Regions from separate parts of the Homo sapiens genome. Here region 1 is linked to region 2. The links are chromatin loops, found by intact Hi-C in ENCODE. Cell type or tissue: heart right ventricle. All regions are shown on one strand. Each heading gives the region's core, and the rest is flanking DNA. Links, peaks and the distances in the headings are about the cores only. Region 1 overlaps RHOD (ras homolog family member D). Region 2 holds the start of LOC100130987 (a long non-coding RNA gene).

Region 1 (8,323 bases), core at 182-8,181, 250 kb after region 2:
CGTGATCCCGGTTCACTGCAACCTCCACCTCCCGGATTGAAGCAATTCTCATGCCTCAGCCTCCCTAGAAGCTGGGATTACAGGCACGTGCCATCACACACAGCTTATTTTTGTATTTTTAGTAGAGATGGGGTTTCACCATATGGGCCAGGCTGGTCTTGAACTCCTGACCTCAGGTGATCCACCTGCCTTGGCCTCTCAAAGTTCTGGGATTACAGGCGTGAGCAGCCACGCCCAGCCTCAGTGAGTCTTAAGTCAATGTGAACTTATTAAAACCAATTCAGTGACAAGCCCACCCCATGATCTACTCTGCTCTACAGCACTTAGAACCCTGCAGGGGGATTAGCCAGGTGTGGTGGGCAACTGTAGTCCCAGCTACTCGGGAGGCTGAGGCAGGAGGATTGCTTGAGCCCAGGAGGTTGAGGCTGCAGTGAGCTATGATTGCACCACTGCACTCCAGCCTGGGCAACAGAGCAAGACCCTGTCTGTAAAAAAAAAAAAAAAAGAATCCTGCCGGGGCTTGAGGGGGAGGTCATTCCTAAGAGAGATCTTGGGGTGTCCTGAATCAGATGAAGTTTGAGCACCCCCACTGTCTACCCATCTGGCCAAGCCACAAGGTGAGCAGGGCACTTATGACTCCCCCACCACAGCTTCATTTCTGGCCTGAATGAGTAACTTTCTTATGCTCGGAGGCTCGATCTGAACCAAACCATGAACCAGCAGCCAAAGCTGCACTAAGCTACTCTATGGCCATGTGCTCTGGACTCAAACCCAAATATTCTCCAACTGTACTGTGAGCCTAATTAAAGCTCTTGGGAAGTTCCAAAACCAAACATGTATTTTCTTTTTTTTGAGACAGAGTCTCACTCTGTCATCCAGGCTGGAGGGTAGTGGTGTGTTCTCAGCTCACTGCAACCACTGCGTCGCAGGTTCAAACAACTCTCCTGCCTCAGCCTCCTGAGTAGCTGGGACTACAGATGCGTGCTACCACACCTGGCTAATTTTTGTGTTTTTTATAGAGACAGGGTTTCACTATGTTAGCCAGGCTGGTCTTGAACTCTTGGCCTCAAGCAATCCACCTGCCTTGGCCTCCCAAAGTGTTGGGATTACAGGTGTGAGCCACCGCGCCCAGCCGAACTGGACCATTTCTTTTGCGCTGATACACATGATCCTTAATGAGAACCAGCTGCTGACACCTGTCCCGGAAGTTTCATCAGAAACAGCTCCAGGTGGGGGACTGCTTCAGCAACGTGGGGCCTCACAGCTCAGATTACAGGGCCGAGCTGCCGCAAGTGAAATAGTGTTAGGGGCCAACGTGGAAAACCCTACCTAGATTCCAGTCCCCACTGTGAGGTTTCTTTTTTTAAAATTTTTATTATTTATATATTTTATTTTTAAATTATTATTATTTATTAATTTATTGTTATGGTTCTTTTTTGAGACAGAGTTTTGCTCTTGTTGCCCAGTCTGGAGTGCAGTGGCGTGATCTCGGCTTACTGCAACCTCCGCCTCCCGGGTTCAAGTGATTCTCCTTCCTCAGCCTCCTGAGTAGCTGGGTTTACAGGTGCCCACCACCATGCCCAGCTAATTTTTTTGTATTTTTAGTAGAGATGGGGTTTCAACATGTTGTCCAGGCTGGTCTCGAACTCCTGACCTCAGGTGATCTACCCTTCTCAGCCTCCCAAAGTGCTGGGATTACAGGCGCGAGCCACCACACCAGGCCCCACTGAACTTTTAATCTCACCTGCTCAGGGATGGGAAACAACTTTTCCCAGCTTCCATTTCCAGCCTGATTGCTCTTCCCCTAAGCATACCCTGCACCCAGAATATTCTTCCCTATTCTCCCCAAGCCTAGTGAGCTTAACCTAGCTCAGACAGCTCTCCTCTGTAACTTCCCTGTGTTCTTGGAGCCCTTGATGGTTTTGCTGTTATGCTTTTTATGCAGACTTCTTGCAGATTTTTCTTCTTGCACAAGCCTCAACTGCTCTGAAGTCAGAAGTCAAGATCCTTTTTTTTTTTTTTTTTTTTTTTTTTTTTTGACAGAGTCTCGCTCTGTCACCCAGGCTGGAGTGCAGTGGCGTGATCTCAGCTCACTGCAACTTCCACTTCCCGGATTCAAGTGATTCTCCAGCCTCAGCCTCCCAAGTAGCTGGGATTACAGGGACGTACCACCACATCCAACTAATTTTTATATTTTTAGTAGAGACCGGGTTTCACCATGTGACCACTAGGCTGGTCTCGAACTCCTGACCTCAGGTGATCCATCCGCCTCAGCCTCCCAAAGTGTTGGAATTACAGGCGTAAGCCAACACACCCGGCCACTTTTTTTTCTTTTTTTTTTTTTTTTTCTGCTTTGTAGCCCAAGCTGGAGTGCACTGGTACAATCGTGGCTGGGACAGGTGTGCCACAGCACCTGGCTACACCTTTTTTTTTTTTGAGAAGGAGTCTCGTTGTGTTGCCTGGGCTGGAGTGCAGTGGTGTGATCTCGGCTCACTGCAACCTATTCTCCTGCCTCAGCCTCTGGAGTAGCTGGGATTACAGGTGTGGGCCACCACGCCTGGCTAATTTTTGTATTTTTAGTAGAGATGGGGGTTTCACCATGTTGGTCAGGCTGGTCTCAAACTCCTGACCTCGTGATCCACCCACGTCGGCCTCCCAAAGTGCTGGGATTACAGGCATGAGTCACTGTGCTCGGCCCTGGCCGAACCTTTTGTGAGCACTTACTGCGTGCTAGGCACCTACTAAGCTCTTTGCGTGTGTTGGTCCTCATGACCCTCTTACTCATCCGAAAGTTCCATGGCTTAGTCTGTGATCCATTTCACAGGTGAGGAAGCTGAGGCCCAGAAGAACTTGCCCAAGGTCGTGGAAGCAATAAAGCTGGTTTGGATCCAAGCAGTCCCATCCCAGTGCCTAGATGGGGTGGGCTTTTACCTACCTTGGAACGTGTGTGTAAAGACACCTTGAAACAAGAGGCATAGGCAGGGCGTGGTGGCTCATGGCTGTAATCCCAGCACTTTGGGAGGCCGAGGCGGGTGGATCATGAGGTCAGGAGTTCGAGACCAGCCTCACCAACATGGTGAAACCCCGTCTCTGCTAAAGAAAATACAAAAATTATCCGGGTGTGGTGGCGCGCGCCTGTAATCCCAGCTACTCAGGAGGCTGAGACAGGAGAATCGCTTGAACCCAGGAGGCACAGGTTGCAGTGAGCTGAAATGCGCCACTGCACTCCAGCCTGGGCGATAGAACGAGACTCCGTCTCAAAAAAAAGAAAACAGAAAAAAGAGGCACGACACAATGATAAGTGATGTCGTTTTTCTTGTTACAGTTACCAGTATGACAGGTGGGAAGGGGCCGGGTGTGGGTTCTGGCCAGAGGGACCTAAGAACATTAGGTCCTGGCAGGTGCAGCCCTGGGAGCAGCCACGAGGGGGCATCAGGCTGCACAGGCGGCTCCAGGATGTCGGTCCGGGACCGGGCATAGGGGTTAGCGAGTGATTCTCGGGCACCGCAGGACGAGCCCTACACAGAGCAGGTGGGCCCAGGAACCCCCTTTCTCAGTCCAGGACTCCCAGGCCTCAGGGCCTGGCTTTGGTGGCGCCCGTCTGTTGCAGTGGAGTTCGGCGGTCACAGCCTAGGGACCGGGTCCAGCCCAGCCAGCTCAGCAGCAGGTCAGCGCCCTGCCCCTTCCCGCGTCGCTGGGACGCCCCGAGCCGCTCAGGTCACCACGCAAAAGCCCTGGGTAATCCGCCGCCAGAAGTTGCGACCGCGGCTGCTGAGGGCCACCTCGGCGGCCTCCTGGAAGACGGCGTGGACGTTGTCATGGAGCCGAGCCGAGCACTCGAGGTAGGCCACCGCGCCCACGGACCTCGCCATCTCCTGGCCCTAGAGGGAGAGGTGGATGGGGCTGCGGTGAAGGGGGCACTGGGCAGGCCTCACGTTCTCGCTTCCTTTTCCCGGACAAGAGTGGAAGGTGGGGTCTGCGGAGCACCCATGGCTCCCGTATCCCTGCTTGCCCAAGCGCCCTCATGCACTTCATCATGTTTGTTTTTCTTTTCTTTATTTTTATTATTATTATTTTTTTGAGACGGAGTCTTGCTCTGTCGTCCAGGCTGGAGTGCAGTGGTGCGATCTCAGCTCACTGCAGCTCCTCCAACCGGGTTCAAGTGATTCTCCTGCCTCTGCCTCCAGAGTAGCTAGGACTACAGGCACCCGCCACCACACCACTTGGCTAATTTTTTGTATTTTTGGTAGAGACAGGGTCTCGCTATTTTGCCCTGGCTGGTCTCGAACTCCTGACTTCAAGTGATCCACCCACCTCGGCCTCCCAAGTGCTGGGATTACAGGCGTGAGCCCCTGCGCCCTGCCAGCCTTCGTTGTTTTTAACCTCCGTTCTGGGCCTCTTTGCCTCTCAAGGCACCAAGAAATGAACTTCCCATGAACCCAGACGTGTAGCAGAGAGGGACCCACGGTCTGAATATGTGGGTGCCTGCCTGGGCCCCCTCTCTGGGTCTCAGGTTGGTGGTGGAACTGACTCTGATATGCCTACTTCCTTGTTCTCCCTTTTGCCTGTGGAGGCTCCCAGAATATTCTAGGGACCATTTCTAAGTGCTGGAAGTTTCTGACCTCTGACAGCCTCTAAGACGACCGCAGCTCTGACCTACACCCTGAGCGTTCTGGACACCTGGTGCCACTGAGAGGCATCCAGAGGTCCCCTCACTCAGTCCTCCCCAACTCCCACCTCGGGCTGGGTTTCCTACCCTGTGGTAGGTCACAGGCTCCAATCCGTTTCTTCGGAGCTTGTTCACCAGTGATTTGTCCTTGCGCAGGTCAGTCTTGCAGCCCACGACGATGATGGGTACCTTCTTGCAGAAATGATTCACTTCTGGGTACCACTGCAGGGGGGCGAGGGGGCATGTGGGGGGCATGTGTGAGCCCTGGAGAGTTCTGGCCCTCTCAGTGGACCACTCTCTTGCTCCCCAGCCTGAGCTCTGATATGGATAATCAGCAAAGCCAGCACCTAGGGAGAAACTATTTGGTACCAGAACCTCATCTAAGAATTTACACGTATGGACCCATTAATTCCCCGAGGCCGTGGCAGCAAGTTCACAACCAATCCCACTGTACAGGTGCGGTAACTGAGGCACAGAAAGGCGATGTAACTTGGCCTTGGCTGGAAATGGCAGGATTTGAGCCTGGGGGTGGGGCTCAGAACCCTGCTCCTGCCGTTCTAGAATCTTTCCTCTCTGCAGGGTAAGGGCCCTCATGGACACCCACCAAACTGAGCAAAACATATAAGGAAGTAAGGGATCCTTTAAAAACAAATCTGGGCCAGGTGTGGTGGCTCACGCCTGTAATCCCAGCACTTTGGGAGCCTGAGGCAGGTGGAACACCTGAGGTCAGGAGTTTGAGACCAGCCTGGCCAACAGTGAAACCCTGTCTCTAGTAAAAATACAAAATTTAGGTGGGCATGATGGCGGGTGCCTGTAATCCCAGCTGCTCGGGAGGCTGAGGCAGGAGAATGGCATGAACCTGGGAGGCGGAGGTTGCAGGGAGCTGAGATCGCGCCACTGCATTCCAGCCTGGGCGACAGAGTGAAACTCCATCTCAAAATAAATAAATAAATCAATTAAAAAGATAAAAATAAATCAATCAATCCAGGCCGGGCTCGGTGGCTCACGCCTGTAATCCCAGCACTTTGGGAGGCTGAGGGCAGGCAGATCACCTGAGGTCAGGAGTTCGAGACCAGCCTGGCCAACAAGGGGAAACCCCGTCTCTACTAAAAATACAAAAATTAGCTGGGCGTGGTGGCGTGCACCTGTAGTCCCAGCTACTCTGGAGGCTGAGGCAGGAGAATCGCTTGAACCTGGGAGGCGGAGGTTGCAGTGAGCTGAGATGGAGCCACTGCACTCCAGCCTGGGCTACAGAGTGAGACTCCGTCTCAAAAAAATAATAAATAAATAAATCTGCTCACAAAATGGTTGCAGCAGCTGTCTGCCTCAACTGCTTGCCTGGTGGAGGGAGGGCTGCTCTGCAGAATGTGAGGCCACCAGGGCCGAGTTCTTTCAGCCTGGACTACAGCTGGGGAGCCGGGGATCCCGGGAGGGGGCTTCCTATCTCCAGGAGCACTAAGTCGGCTGAAGTCGGCTGGTTTGGGCATGAAACTTGCCTGATAAAAATTGGCATCAGCCGGGCTTGGTGGCTCAAGCCTGCAATCCTAGCTACTCGGGAGGCTGAGGCAGGAGAATCGCTTGAACCCAGGAGGTGGAGGTTGCAGTGAGCCCAGATTGTACCACTGCACTCCAGCCTGGGAGACAGAGTGAGACTCTGTCTCAAAACAAACAAACAAACAAACAAACAAAAATTGGCATCAAACTACCTCATTCCTGGAAGCAAATGGGGCCTTTGTGGGGTCCCTGGCAGATTCCCCACACCCCCGCATCCACCGAAACTGCCCATGAGAAAGGTTTCCTTGGTGGCTCCCACTGAACCCAGCAGTGAATCCTCTCTTTTTTGAGACAGTCCCGCTCTGTCGCCCAGACTGGAGTGCAGTGGTGCGATCTTGGCTCACTGCAACCTCCGCCTCCCGGGTTCAAGCAATTCTCCTGCCTCAGCCTCCCAAGTAGCTGGGTTATAGGCATGTGCCACCACGCCCGGCTAATTTTTGTATTTTTAGTAGCAACGGGGTTTCACCATGTTGGTCAGGCTGGTCTCAAACTCCTCAAATAATCCACCCTCCTCAGCCTCCCAAAGTGCTGGGATTACAAGGCGTGAGCTACCGCACCCGGCCACCATCAGAGAATCCTTAGCCCTGCTCCTACTGATCCCTCGATAACCCCGACCCTGGGCATCACTCCCTCCTACCTGACTGAGCCTGCACTTCACCCCAGGACCCCACTCTCCTGGCTCTCCTAGGTCTTATGGGGCCTTGCCCTCCTCCTCCTCTCCCTGGGGTTCAGCCTGTGGTCTTTCCTCTCCTCTAGCTGCTCTCCCTTCCTGGGCAGCCTCCCCCAGGCTTTACTGCACCCGTAGCTTCTAAATGTGCAGCTGCATTTAGGCTGCCCAGCTGGACTGCCTGCTCGGAGGAACTGCAGACGCATGCATCGCACTGCCTGCCGGACACCTCCACTAGGATGTCCCACTCCCGAACCCAGCTTGCTCCTTGTCATCTTGGCCAAGGGCAACTCCACCTTCCAGCTGCTCTGGTAAAAACTCCTCCCAGGCTGGGCGTGGTGGCTCACGCCTGTAATCCCAGCACTTTGGGAGGCCGAGGCGGGCGGATCACGAGGTCAGGAGATCAAGACCATCCTGGCTAACATGGTGAAACCCCGTCTCTACTAAAAATACAAAAAATTAGCCGGGCGTGGTGGCGGGCGCCTGTAGTCCCAGCTACTCAGGAGGCTGAGGCAGGAGAATGGTATCAACCTGGGAGGCAGAGCTTGTAGTGAGCCGAGATGGCGCCACTGCACTCCAGCCTGGGTGACAGAGCAAGACTCCGTTTCAAAAAACAAACAAACAAACAAAAAAACTCCTCCCTCCCACCCACATCCAATCCAACAAGAAACTCTGATCATCAGCAAACTCCGCCTTCTAGACCGATTCAGAATCAGCCCCCTTCTCGTCACCCCCACTGCTAGCACCCTGGCCCCAGGCACCACCATCTCTCCTGGTACCCAATGCCCAGAACAGCACCAGAACGAATGTGCTCAATCATTCGTTCTGAATGAATGGGCGGAGCAGCCTGCCTGGGTTCAAATCCCAGTGTTACCACTTTAATAGATGTGTATCTTTGGACGAGTGACTGGATCCGGGAATAATAATACTCCATAAGGTTGGCCGGGGGAGTAAATGAGTAAATACATGCAAGTACCAAGAACACTGCCTGGCACGTGGTCAGTCCTTAAAATTGTCACCGTTGTTGTTGTTGTTGCAAATACTGTCATGGGCTGTACCCTGCGGAAACTCGGAGGCCCTGGCAGCAGTGGGTGAGGGGCTGTGCCATGGCTAAAGGCAGCTGGAGCAGAGGAATTCAAGGGGCCACATCCCTGATGCCCATGAGCAGCCTCTGAGAACCAGCAGCCACGCAGAGCTGCTGGACTCTGACTTGACTGTTCATGCACCTTGGGCGGGCACAGGCTGGGGAGATGTAGCAGCCTCTGGCTCACCCAGCAACCTCAGGCAGAGCCGCCGTGGGAAGAGCCACAGTGTTCGGAGTCTGCAGCATAGGGTAGGCAAGGAGCACTGTACTGGGAGTCAGAAGGGCAGACGCTGCCACCAAATCCCTGTGCCAGCAACCCTGGGCAAGCCACTGCCCCACTCTGAGCCTC
Region 2 (8,323 bases), core at 55-8,054:
CTCTCGAGGGCCATCAGAGGATGGGAGTCGGTCTGCCAAACCAAGAGAGGAGCTGCACAGCAGTGTGTGCTGCCTGGGGAGACAGGCTGCTGCTGTTCTGGGCAAAGCAGGCCAGCTCCAAGCCTTCTCAGGCCATATGAAGATAAATTAGGTAGGATGCATATAACCAGCTCCCTCTCCCCAGGGGCATCCTCCTTTACCCAAACCTGTCTCCCACCTCCGCCTCCATGGCTCTGGCTTGAGTTATGCCAGCAGGTGGGACCCTGCTTTAGCCTTTAGCCTGAGCCTTTACATTCCCTGCCGCACTCACCTTCCACCTTTACCTCTGTGGCTCACTGAGCTGCTCTGCCAGGGCTGCCAATGAGATGGGGTCGCATAGGGTGTAGCATTACTATCCAGGCCAATCCCATCAGGCAAACTTTTGCTAACTTCCTTCCCCACCCAGTGGGAGAACAGTTTTCCTATTCCTGGTTCTCTAACCCAGATACAGAATCCCCTGAAGTCTCACAGCTACCCAGGGTGCCTATCTGGGAGAGGGTGCACCTGGCAGAGTCAAGGGGAAGAGCACAAGTTCTCAGTGCCCTGAGAACAAGTCAGCATGTACTGAGAGCATGAGAGTGAGAGAGAAACTCAGATCAAACTTGTCCAATGACAGGCAGAAGCTGTGCTGAGATAAGACGCTGAGGAAAATGGGCAGTAAATTCTAGCTGAAATGGGAACAAAGGAGAGTCTTGGTCTAGTTTCAGGTTAACCTAGGACCGTGCTCTCACTAGCAGGCAGATGGCACCCTGTCAGTGATTATGGAGGTGGTGGAAAGATCACTGCTCTCAGTGGCATCATTTAGTTCTTTGACCTACAACCTAAGAAATCAGATCCCTCACGTGGAAAAGTGAAAGTCACAATACAAGACCTTACAGCTGTTGAGGTCAAATGAGATCACATGTAAGTGCCAGTGCTTAGTAAACTGTATAGGACCATAACGCCCTTGAAGTAGGTGGACAGAGGCCTCCATGGCAGGCACTGGGCTGTCATAACCTCTTATCAAGTACCAGGCCTGGAGCTACTCAGGCTTCACATGCACTTAGCTATAAGGAAATCCTGATACACACTGCAGGCCCTTACCTGCAGCCTGTGGAGCGGGAGTGAAGTGGGAAAGGAGGATGAAAAGGAAGAACCATTCTCTGGAGAGGGAGCACGGGCTGCCAGAAGGATGGTGTAAAGGCTCACCTTGAGTTGCGTCTCCAGGAGAAGGAGCATTTGTGGCCCCCAGATGTCCTCCAGCATCCCATATCTAGGGACAAAAAGGACAGCCAGTTGTGCTCTATCCCCTGTCTGGTTGCACCTGCTTAATCTCTCCCCAGCTTCCTTGTTCTAAGGATGACTCCACCTTCTGAGCAACAAAACATTCCACGGGGAATCTAGACCTTGGATGAATTAAACAGGACTTGGGAGGATTTGCCCTGTCCTCAAGCCATTCTCCTTTCAACCTTTTCTACTTTTGCTATCCCAGCTCCTGAGGTCATTCTCCCCTCCACAGGCCATTAGACACCTGTCTCTAAGGGGTCTCCTTCAAGGCTAGCTCCTAGGGCAGGTTCAGCCCTGGACAGAACTGGAGAATGGCAGGGCCCTGGCTGAAGTCAGCTTCCTTCCTGTGCAGCAGCGGCAGGCCTTGGCAATCTGCTGGCATGGTGGACACAGTTTCCCACTCCCAACTGGGTCACAGATGGGAGAGAAATCTCCCTAGGAAGGAGCCATAGAAAAAGAAAAGCCAAGAATGGACACAAGAGTCAAGGGAGTGTCCATCACTGGCCTGAGGACTGCTGCATGGTCCTATGCTTCCGTTTCCTTCCCTCATGGTTCTTCACCTTAGTTCCAGGGAAAGAGGCTCACAAACCCCCTATCCATTGATGAGACCTTGTTCCCTGGGCTCTCAGCTGGTACTGTGCCAAAGATGCCAACAATATGGCCCTTGCCCCATAATCATCTGCCCATTCGCTTCCTTCCCCTAGAAGAATGGCTCTGAGACAGCAGGTGAGTCTAATAAAAGAGCTTCAGGGTAATATAGAGACCACAGCTCCATTCCTCTCTACAGGAAACTCATAGCCCCTATTCATTCACTAATATTTACCATGGCAACCATGTGCCAATCAGGGGAGGAAAACGCTGACCAAAATCTAGTCCCTGCCTCCCAGAAGCTCACCATTTAATCAGGGCTGCAGATAGCTCTTCTTCATGTATCTCAAAGCTATGGAATGGGTGCCCAGAATATCTTTTCCCTACTTCTTGGCATATCCACATTGTTTACATGCTTTAGGAGGTTCAGAAGCTGTCTTCTTGATTCTCTCATTACACAGTGTGACTCGACAGCGATCTCTCCTGCCTCTGAATCTTCAGAGCAGTAACCTGGACCTCTCTATGACACATCACTTTCTACTTGAATTTTATATGTTTTAAATGCATAATTGATCTCCTCTACTAGACTGTATTTCCTGAGGGCAGAGAGTGTCTTATACATCTTCATATCCCTCACAGCACCCTGCACAGTTCCATGTACACAGTAGGTGCTCAAAAAATATTCATGGAAAGCCAAGCGTGGTGGCTCACACCTGTAATCCCACCATTTTGGGAGGCTGAGGTGGGCAGATCACCTGAGGTCAGGAGTTCAAGACCAGCCTGGCCAACATGGTGAAACCTCATCTCTACTAAAAATACAAAAATTAGCCAGGCATGGTGGCGTGTGCCTGTAATCTCAGCTACTTGAGAGGCTGAGGCAGGAGAATCGCTTGAACCCAGGAGGCAGAGGGTGCAGTGAGCCGAGATCACACCACTGCCCTCCAGCCTGAAAGACAAAGTGAGACAAGACTCCGTCTCAAAAAAAAAAAAAAAATTTCACGGAATATAGCTTCCATATAAAGATGTTTGTTGGACGAATGAAGGCTTGTTCGTGAAATTATTGGATGTTCCCAGATTTTTAAAATACTTTTTTCATTAATTTAAAACTCCTTGTTACAATTTTCTCAATTAACACAAAGCTTGAACTCAATGCAAGCAGCATAGAATTCTTACGCATTCTTTATAACCATGAAAGTAACCAGTCTTATGTAAATACATAATTCTATATTCAGCTGTTTTTGCATCATAAGTACTCACATCCTCTATGAATCTTAAGTATCCACCCTACTATGTGGCATTAAGCCTGCATCCTCCCTAAATGCTGTGTGGTAACGCTATAATTCAGCCTACAGCTGAAGGGAGGCAATACACTGGCCTTGAGCATCCAACCTTGGGTGAAAAGACTCAAGTTTCCCCATCAAAATCAGCCTATAAAACCATCCTGCCTAGCCAGGTGTGGTGGCTCACGCCTGTAATCCCAACAATTTGGGAGGCCGAGGCGGGCAGATCTCTTGAGGCCAGGAGTTTGAGACCAGCCTGGCCAACATGGTGAAACCCCATCTCTAACAAAAAATACAAAAATTAGCCGGGAGCGATGGCACACGCCTGTAGTCCCAGCTACTCAGGAGGCTGAGGCACGATAATCGCTTGAACCCAGGAGGAGGAGGTTGCAGTAAGCAGAGATCACGCCACCGCACCCCAGCCTGGGTGACAGTGAGACCCTGTCTCAAAATAAACAAACGAACAAAAAGCAAAAAACCGCCCTGCTTAGGAGAATGAACTTGCCCAGAAATAAAGTGAATTCAAAAATTAAGAAAAGGTCTTATGGTGGCTAGGGACTATTGTAGAAATTATCAGAAACGATAGTTGGGACCTGGGATAGCAGTTCCTCTATGCAGTCCCTGGGCTAAAAACTTACATGCGTCATCTCATTTAATCCTCAAAAACCTGAGGTAGTATTAACATTATCCCCAATCTTGCAAATGAAGAAGCTGAGTCTCAAGAGATGTCCTAACTTTGCCCAAAGTCACAAACCCAAGTTTCTCTGACTCTAGATCCCAAGCTGAGAGTCTTGCTCAGATCATCCCAGGTCCCCTTCTTTCTTCTTGCACTTGGGGTGCAATAAGGGGCAATGGGGCCAGCAGTGTGTAACATACTGCACCGTAGGAAGAGACGTTAGGATCATCGGTCTCAGCCTCCGTATTTTACAGAGGAAGGAACTCGTAGGTCACACAGAGCCAGGGGGCTGCTCTGCAACAGAATCTCAATGGACACTAGAATTCCAGTCCAAGCCCCATTTTACAGAGCGTGGGAACTGAAGCCCACCGGGCCTGGGGGCCTCCCGGGTTCCGAATCCACCAGCGGCTGAGCCAGATCCAGCCCCGGGCGCACTCACTGCCCTGTCTGATTCTACCTCCGCGTTCACCTGCGCCGCGAACCCTCCCCGTGGGCTGCCAGCGCCCGGGAGTACCTGTCGGCCGCGCGCAGGCCCTCGGCTCGGGGTGACAAGACGCTGGCGCGGGCAAGCGGGGCTTCGCGGGCCACAGCCAGATCTCGGCCTCGAGGACCCGGGTCGCCACGCCAGCCCCTTTCCTCAGAACGCCGAGGCCTCAGGAGCGTGTGCGCGCCGGGACGCCCCAGAGAATTTGGAAGCGCTGGTCCCGGAGGCAAGGCCGGCTTGGTCTCCTCTCCTCAATCCCCCGACGCCATCCCCTGGACCTTCTGCAGACCGGGTCCCAGCCCCAGCGCACCTCAGGAAGAAACAACACCTTCGCGCTTAGCTGAGTCAAGCGGCCAGGACTCTAGAAGGGGCGAGGTTCCCATGGCAACGAGGGAAACTCTTTGCGCCTGCGCAGAGGCGCTCGGCACGCTGGGAAATGTGGTTTCCGGGTTGTCCCTGGAGGCTAAGGGAATGGACACAAGGTGGCGCGCGAACGTTGCGGTCGATGTGGCTAAGCCCGGGTCCCCAGCTGCCGGGCGCTGCGGGCGCAGGAGAGGCCGCGAAGGTCTGAAAGGTAGTTTCTCTGAGGCGTCTGGGATGCGGAGTGAAGAGAAGGAGGCACAGTCTCTTCAGCGCGGTTGATTTTGCCGTTTGAAAACTTGGCCTAACAAGCGGCAGCCCTGGCTAGGGCGAGGGCAGTTGCTTCCGAGGCCCCGCCCCAGCCTGGGCTGAGCCGGGAGCGGCCGAGGGAGGGGGCTGTGACGGTGGGAGCTGGTTCCGGAGGGAAGCGCGCGACGGTCGTGCTGCAAGCGTTCCAGGTCCAGGCTGGGCGACCCCTCGCGCTGCTGAGAGGCTCCTATGCCCGGTGGGAGTTGAAGTCGGGCTCCGGGAGCAGCAGTCATCCTGATCCTCCCACCCGCGAGCTCCAAGCACTTCTGGATCCAGGTCCCGCCTTGGGCGGAAATGTGCAGTCAGTTGACTGCCCAGGAGCCACCTTCCCCGCTCCCGCGTTAGTCTCTTGGAATGAGAATCTAGAAACCTAGGATCTGATTCCGGCTCTGTTAGAGATTAGTAGTTACTTCTCTGAGCCTCAGTTTCCTCATTTCTAGAAAACGATGGTATTGGGGCAGGCGCGGTGGCTCACGTCTGTAATCCCAGGACTTTGGGAGACGGAGGGGGTGGATCACCTGAGGTCAGGAGTTAGAGACCAGCCTGGGCAACATGGCGAGACCCCCTCTTCTACTAAAAATATGAAAATTAGCCAGCGTCGTGGCACAAAAAAAAAAAAAGAAAAGATTTTTTTTTTTGGAGATGGAGTCTCTCTCTGTCGCCCAGGCTGGAGTGCAGTGGCACTATCTCGGCTCACTGCAAGCTCCGCCTCCCGGGTTCACGCCATTCTCCCGAGTAGCTGGGACTACAGGCGCCCGCCACCATGCCCGGCTAATTTTTTTGTATTTTTAGTAGAAACGGGGTTTCACCGTGTTAGCCAGGATGGTCTCGATCTCCTGACCTCGTTATCCACCCGCCTTGGCCTCCCGAAGTGCTGGGATTACAGGCGTGAGCCACCCCGCCCGGCCACAAAAGTGCTTTATAAAGCATTACCTGGAATGGGGGCGGGGGGGAGCCCTCAGACAACCTAAATGTTCATCAATAAATGACCACTTAACTGATGGATTCCATAAAATAGAACATGTGTGGTTATTTTTTAAATGAGGCAAATCTTTTATGTACTATTTGGGGGGAAAACTCAAATGGCGTTTTTCCTCTGCTCTCACACCATCACAATTATCAACACGTAAGACTTTGGTGACCAAAGATATTGGGTTGGCCAGGCGCAATGGCTCACGCCTGTAATCCTAGCGTTTTGGGAGGCCGAAACGGGTGGATCACCTGAGGTCAGGAGTTCGAGACCAGCCTCGCCAGCATGGTGAAACCCCCATCTCTACTAAAAATACCAAAAAAAATTAGCCAGGCATGGTGGTGGGCACCTGTAATCCTAGCTACTCGGGAGGCTGCGGCAGGAGAATCGCTTCAACCTGGAAGGTGGTGGTTGCAGTGAGCCAAGATTGCGCCATTGCACTCTAGCCTGGGTGGACAAGAGTGAGAATCCATCTCAAAAAAAAAAAAAAAAGGTGTGGGGTTTTTCTCCCCACACACCAAGCAACAGACCAGCTGGGTGGCCTCCAATTCAATTCCAACTCTGTCTACCGGGAGATAGTGTCGGATCGCACAGGTTGAGGCTCAGCCCCCAAGACTGCATCTCCCTCCCCTCAGATCCCAGTCAAAAGTCCAGGCCTCCAGAACTTCTGCCTGACCAGCTTCAAGTTGGGGTTCCCACGATCCCCTCTTTCGGTTTGATTAATTTGCTGGAGCAGCTCACAGAACTCAAAGAAACACTTACGTTTAGTGGCTTATTATAAAGGATACTACAAAGGATAAAGGTGAAAAGATGTGCACGGGGGAGGGTGCGGAGTGTGCACACCCTCCCTAGGTGCACCACCGGGGAGGAACCTGCACATGGTCAGCTACCCAGAGCTCCAAGAAGCCAGTCCTCTTGGGTTTTTAATGGAAGCTTCATGACATCAGCATTCCTTACACCAGGGTATAGAGTGAGGAGGAGGGTCTCTCTGGGGAGGGTCTTATAACCCACAATCTGAAAGTGAGGGTGAACAGTAGAGCCCTGCCTTGGGGCAAGGGAGAGGAGGGCAGAATGTCAAGAGGTTGTTTCCTGCGGCCTGCTCCTGAGGCCTGACACACTCAACATTAGAACAAAAGACTGAACAAGGGCTATGAGGGTTATGAGCCAGGAGCCTGGATGAAAACCAATGTATATATAACACCACGGTACCGATGTGGAACTCTGATATGAACCAATTTTCAAAGTGTAGAATAGTATGTTAACATGCTATTGTCTGTATTTTTAAAAAATACACATACCAATATATTTGATTACATAAGCATGGGGTACCTGGAGGGCATCAAAGGCAGCTGGTAACAAGTCATTGCCTGAGTAGATGTGAAGGACTAGAGGACAGAGTAGGAGTGAGATTTACTTTTCATTTTATATCCTTCTTATTATTTTTTGCCCCTTTAGCAATTTGGGTGAGCTTTGTGTATACATAGGGTTTTTTTTATTTTTATTTTTTTTTGGAGACGGAGTCTCACTCTGTCACCCAAGCTGGAGTGCAATGGCGCAATCTTGGCTCATTGCGACCTCAGCCTCCCAGGTTCGAGCAATTCTCCTGCCTCAGGCTCCCAAATAGCTGGGATTACAAGTGCACGCCACCACACCCAGCTAATTTTTGTATTTTTAGTAGAGACAGTGTTTTGCCACATTGGCCAGGCTGGTCTCGAACTCCTGACCTCAGGTGATCCAACCACCTTAGCCTCCCAAAGTATTGGAACTACAGGCGTGAGCCACTGCACCCAGCCAATAGGGTTCCTAATTGTTTGTAGTTTTGTTTTGTTTTGTAGAGATGGGGTTTCACCATGTTGCTCAGGCTGGTCTCGAACTCCTGGGCTCAAGCAATCCGCCTGCCTCAGCCTCCCAAAGTGCTGGGATTACAGGCATGAGCCACCACACCCGGCACCCTCTTGTCTGTATTTTTGATGCGGTTTCCCCTCCAGTCTTCATTTCCCTGTTTGCTGACTTCTTACTTCTTAGAATCCTCCTGGATTCTAGTGGATTCTAGTGAGCCCCACAGCTCTGAGTTCCTGATTGGACCTGCCTTCTGAGATGCACAGGCTGCAGGAGGGGCAGGGCCTGGCCTTGGCTTACCCCGACACTCTCACCACCACCCCACCCATCTGCAGCCCTAGGCCAGGAATACTGAAAGGGCAGCCTGGGTAGGACTCCTAGTTGGCCACAGAGTGGGGGGTAGCCCCCAGTGTTTGCTCAGCAGGATGGATCAAGAATCAGAACTAGCTTGCATGTACCCCACATCTTGTGACCCTTAGGCATACCACCCAGATAGGTGCCAAGGATTCCTC

The links. Peaks named below come from ENCODE experiments on the same cell type or tissue, not always from the same donor. Only the 100,000 strongest peaks of a DNase experiment are listed, where the experiment ranks them.
Region 1: it touches region 2 in a loop (2.1-fold over the local background); 55 of 110 quality-filtered maps call a loop at or near these places.

The regions. Positions count from the first base shown.
Region 1 is chr11:67,066,993-67,075,315 of GRCh38, reverse strand. It overlaps RHOD (ras homolog family member D), which reads right to left. Exons shown (of 5, transcript NM_014578.4): 4 at 4,757-4,891; 5 at 3,299-3,881. The coding sequence ends at 3,714. Among named protein-coding and RNA genes, the nearest start is that of RHOD, 14 kb to the right of the region's middle. RefSeq lists an enhancer at 895-1,395. In heart right ventricle, for the core only: CTCF peaks have their summits at 3,219 and 3,418 (motif pointing right); a DNase peak (open chromatin) is centred at 3,425; H3K4me3 peaks cover 800 bases.
Region 2 is chr11:67,314,238-67,322,560 of GRCh38, reverse strand. LOC100130987 (a long non-coding RNA gene) reads right to left here and starts at 4,722. Exons shown (of 4, transcript NR_024469.1): 1 at 4,364-4,722; 2 at 1,228-1,291. RefSeq lists a silencer at 4,302-4,351 and enhancers at 4,572-5,001, 5,042-5,091. In heart right ventricle, for the core only: a CTCF peak has its summit at 4,821 (motif pointing right); a DNase peak (open chromatin) is centred at 4,790; H3K4me3 peaks cover 2,416 bases; H3K27ac peaks cover 1,760 bases.